Linked DNA regions of Homo sapiens: region 1 is linked to region 2. Evidence: read pairs that join two places in POLR2A ChIA-PET (ENCODE). Cell type or tissue: GM12878. All regions are shown on one strand.

What was found. Peaks named below come from ENCODE experiments on the same cell type or tissue, not always from the same donor. Only the 100,000 strongest peaks of a DNase experiment are listed, where the experiment ranks them.
Region 1: POLR2A ChIA-PET joins it to region 2 with 5 read pairs; 2 of 35 experiments call an interaction of 5 or more read pairs at or near these places.

The regions. Positions count from the first base shown.
Region 1 is chr16:31,233,628-31,236,127 of GRCh38, reverse strand. No RefSeq gene overlaps it. Among named protein-coding and RNA genes, the nearest start is that of PYDC1, 18 kb to the right of the region's middle. In GM12878, no CTCF peak of the experiment used is centred here; no DNase peak of the experiment used is centred here.
Region 2 is chr16:31,363,950-31,366,449 of GRCh38, reverse strand. All of the region lies in intron 14 of ITGAX (integrin subunit alpha X), which reads right to left. Among named protein-coding and RNA genes, the nearest start is that of ITGAX, 10 kb to the right of the region's middle. In GM12878, no CTCF peak of the experiment used is centred here; a DNase peak (open chromatin) is centred at 1,149.

The DNA.
Region 1 (2,500 bases), 130 kb after region 2:
CGTGCCCGGCCAAAGACTGAGTGTTTTAAGCCCACTCTGGAGACCTGCTGCTCAGAAAAATAGATTTATTTCCAAAGTTTGCTGCTCATTAACAATCCATCTGGTCACCCAAGAGCTCTGATGGAGATGTCCAAGGAGATTAGTGTTGTTTCCATGCCTGCAAACACAACACGCATTCTGCAGTCCATGGACCAAGCAGTAATTTCGACTTTCAAGTCTTATTACTTCAGAAATACATTTCATGGCCGGGCGTGGTGGCTCAAGCCTGTAATCCCAGCACTTTGGGAGGCCAAGGCAGGTGGATCACCTGAGATAAGGCGTTCGAGACCAGCCTGGCCAACATGGTGAAACCCCATCTCTATTAAAAATACAAAAAATTAGCCAAGAGTGGTGGTGGGCGCCTGTAATCCCAGCTACTTGGGAGGCTGAAGCAGAATTGCTTGAACCTGGGAGGCCGAGGTTGCAGTGAGCTGGGATCACGCCACTGCACTCCAGTCTGGGTGACAGAGCAAGACTCTGTCTCAAAAAAAAAAAAGAAAGAAAGAAAAAAAGAAAGAAATGCATTTCATAAGGCTATAGCTGCCATAGATAGTGATTCCTCTGATGGATCTAGGCAAAGTCAATTAAAAACCTTTTCTGGATAACTTGCAAGTTATTCAGAAAATCTAGCTAAGATCATTGATGAAGGTGGCTACACCTTACAACAGATTTCCAATGTAGACAAAACAGCCTTCTATTGGAAGAAGATGCCATCAAGGACTTTCATAGCTAGAGAGGAGAAGTCAATGCCTGGCTTCAAAGCTTTAAAGGACAGGCTGACTCTCTTGTTAGGGACTAATGCTGCTGGTGACTTTAAGTTGTAGCTAATGCTCATTTACCATTCCAAAAATCCTAGACCCCTTAATAATTATGTTAAATGTACTATGCCTGTCTCTATAAATGAAACAACAAAGCCTGGATGACAACATATCTGTTTATAGCACAGTTGACTGAATATTTTAAGCCCACTGTTGAGAACTACTGCTCAAAAGGAAATTTCTTTCTTTTTTTCTTTCTTTCTTTCTCCATTGCCCAGGCAGAGTGCAGTGGCATGATCATAGCTCATTGAAGCCTCAACCTCCTAGGCTCAAGCAATCCTCCTGCTTCAGCCTCCCAAGTAACTGGAACTACAGGTTTGTGCCACCATGCCTGACTAATTTTTTTTATTTTTTGTAGAGACAGGGTCTTGCTATATTACCCAGGCTGGTCTCAAACTCCTGGGCTCACGTGATCCTCCCTCCTCAGCCTCCTGAAGTGCTGAGATTACAGACACAAGCCACCACATCTTCTCAAAAAGACTCCTTTCAAAATATTACTGCTAATTGACAATGCACCTGGTTACCCAAGAGCTCTGATGGAGATGTACCAAGAGATAAATGTTGTTTTCATGCCTGCTGATATGGTTTGGCTCTGTGTTCCCACCCAAATCTCACGTCAGGTTGTGATCTTCAGTGTTGGAGGAGGGGCCTGGTGGGAGGTGATCGGATCATGGGGGCAGTTTCTAATGGTTTAGCATCGTCCCCCTAGTGCTGCTTGTTTTAAAGCATGTAGCACCTCTCTCACCTCCCGCCAGCCATGTGAAGATGTGCCTTCTTGCCCTTCACCTTCCACCATGATTATAAGTTTCCTGAGGCCTTCCCAGAAGCAGAAGCCTGTACAGCCCACAGAACCATGAGCTGATTAAATCTCTTTCCTTTGTAAATTACCCAGTCTCAAGTATGTCTTCACAGCAGTGTGAGAATGGACTAATACAGCTGCTAACACAACATCTCTTCTGCAGTGCATGGATCAAAGAGTCATTTTGCCTTTCAAGTCTTTTTTTTTTTTTTTTTTGAGATGGACTTTTGTTCTTGTAGCCCAGGCTGGCATGCAATGGTAGAATCTCGGCTCACCGAACCGCCTCCTGGGTTCAAGCAATTCTTTTCCCTCAGCCTCCTGAGTAGCTGGGATTAGAGGCACCAGCCACCATGCCCAGCTAATTTTTGTATCTTTAGTAGAGACGGGGTTTCACCATGTTGGCCAGGCTGGTCTTGAACTCCTGAGCTCAGGTGATCCACCTGCCTTGGCCTCCCAATGTGCTGGGATTACAGGCATGACTCAACCGTGCCCAGCCTCATTATTGTCTTCTTTTAAGAAATTCTTTTTTTTTTGAGATAGAGTCTCACTTTGTCACCCAGGCTGGAGTGTAATGGCATGATCTCAGCTCACTGCAACCTCCGCCTCCTGGATTCAAGTGATTCTCCTGCCTCAGCCTCCCGAGTAGCTGGGATTACAGATGCCCACCACAACGCCCAGCTAGCTTTTGTATTTTTAGTAGACATGGGGTTTTGCCATGTTGGCCAGGCTGGTCTTGAACTCCTGACCTCAGGTGATCCACATACCTCGGCCTCCCAGAGTGCTGGGATTACAGGCGTGAACCACAGCACCTGGCCTAAGAAATTCTTTTAAGAAATTGCCACCG
Region 2 (2,500 bases):
AATTTCAATATCATTGCATTGCAGGGAATAGGGAGGCCACAGGAGAGGGAGAGAGAGACAGGGGAGCTATCAGTGGTGGAGCAGTCAGAACACACACATTTATGAAGTTCGCCTTCATATACGGACGTGCTTCATGGTGCCCCAAAAAGAGGACAATAGCAACATCGAAGATCACTGATCACAGATCACCATCACAGACATGATAATTACAAAAAAGTTTGAAACATTGTGAGAATTACCAAAGTAACACGGAGACACAAAGTGAGTGCATGCAGCTGGGAAAACAGCACTGATAGACTTGCTCAGTGCAGGGTCGCTGCATACCTTCAGCGTGTAAAAAATGCAGTATCTGCAAAGCGCATAAAACAAGGTATGCCTGCATGTGATGGGTTGTGGGAATTGGTACGAACTGTTTGCAGTTTCATGACAACACGTGGGCCCTTGTTATTCTCAACAGTCTTTCACCCTCTTCTTTAGATTCCCCTTCAGGTGTTAAACTATGTGTTTTTTGTTTGTTTGTTTGTTTAGAGATGGAGTCTCACTCTATCACCCAGGCTGGAGTGCAGTGGCGCAATCTCAGCTCACTGCAACCTCCGATTCCTGGGTTCAAGCCATTTTCCTGCCTCAGCCTCCCAAGTAGCTGGGATTATAGGCATGCGCCATTACGCACAACTAATTTTTGTATTTTGGGTAGAGACGGGGTTTCCCCATGTTGGCCAGCCTAGTCTGGAACTCCTGACCTCAAGTGATCTGCCTGCCTCAGCCTCCCAAAGTGCTGGGATTACAGGCGGGAGCCACCGCGCCTGGCCAGTTGTTAAACTATCTTAATGATAATTAAAACAGATTATAACAACATGATACCTATTGTGTGCCAGGCACTTCATGCATACTAACTCATTTAATCCTCACAGCAGCAGCTCAATAAGGTTGGTTCTATTAGTATCACCATTTTACCAGTGAGAAAACTGAGCACAGAGAGGGTGAGTTACCTGTCAAAGATCACACAGCTGGTGTGTGACAGAACTGCAGGGACCTTCCTTGGCACTTTTTTCTTTTTGGTAACAGCTTTTTTGAGCTATAGACCACATAGCACACAACTCACCCCTTTAAAGTATATGACTTAGTGCCTTTTGGTATGTTTAGAGAGTTGTGAAACCACTACCACAATCAATTTTAGAACATTTCCACTACCCCAAAAAGAGACTCCACACCCATTAGCAGTCACCCTCATGCCCCTGACTTTCCCCCACACCCAGCCCTGTGAAACTGCTCATCTACTTTCTGTCTCTACAGATCTGTCTGTTCTGGACATTTGGCCTGAATACATGTGGCCTTCTGTGTTTGGCTTCCCTCACTTAGCATGTTTTATAGGTGGAATTGCCAGATCACATGGCAACTCTATGTTTAACTTTTTGTTTGTTTGTTTGTTCGAGACGGAGTTTTGCTCTTGTTGCCTAGGCTGGAGTGCAGTGCCGCGATCTCGGCTCACCACAACCCCCACCTCCCAGGTTCAATAGATTCTCCTGCCTCAGCCTCCCAAGTAGCTGGGATTACAGGCACCCACCACCATGCCCAGCTAATTTTTTTTTTTTTTTTGTATTTTTAGTAGAGATGGGGTTTCACTGTGTTGGCCAGGCTAGTCTCAAACTCCTCAGGTTATCCACCTGCCTCGGCCTCCCAAAGTGCTGGGGTTACAGGCATGAGCCACTGTGCCCAGCCTATGTTTAATGTTTTGAGGACCTGCCATGCTGATTTCCAAAGCAGCTGCGTGGATTTACATCATCCCCAGCATGGGGGAGGATGCCCGGTTCTCCACATCCTCACCAACACCTGTCATTATCCGCCTTTGTTTCTAGCCATTCTAGTAGGTGAGAAGTGGCATCTCATTATAGTTTTGATTTGCTGATGACTAATGACATTGAGAATCATTTTATGCACCCATTGGCCCTTTGTACCTCTTCTTTGGAGAAACGTCTACCCTATCCAAATCCTTTGCCCTTTTTTTTTTTTTTTTTTTTTTTTTGACACGGGATTGTGCTCTTTCACCTGGGCTGAAGTGAAGTGACGCAATCATAGCTCACTGCAGCCTCAACCTCCTGGGCTCAGGTGACCTCCCACCTCAGCCTCCCGAGTAATTGGGACTACAGTTACTACAGCACCACAATGCCTGCCTAATTTTTAAAATTTTTTCTAGAGATGGGGTCTCCCTATGTTGCCCAGACTGGCCTGAAACTCCTGGCCTCAAGTGATCCTCCTGCCTCAGCCTCCCAAAGTGTCGGAATTACAGATGTGAGCCACCTGGAGCAGCCCCTTTGCCTATTTTTTAACAGAGCTTTCTTGACTTTTGCCAAGAAAAGCAGCCCTTCGTTCTCAGGGAACCCTGCTCCCTTGGGGTGGAGGGCGGCTGCAGGGATGGGCATTTGGTGGGACCTTGATGGCAGGAAGGGAATAAAATCATGTAGCATCCAGGGAGGAGAGGGGCGAGTGGAAGGGAAGGTTG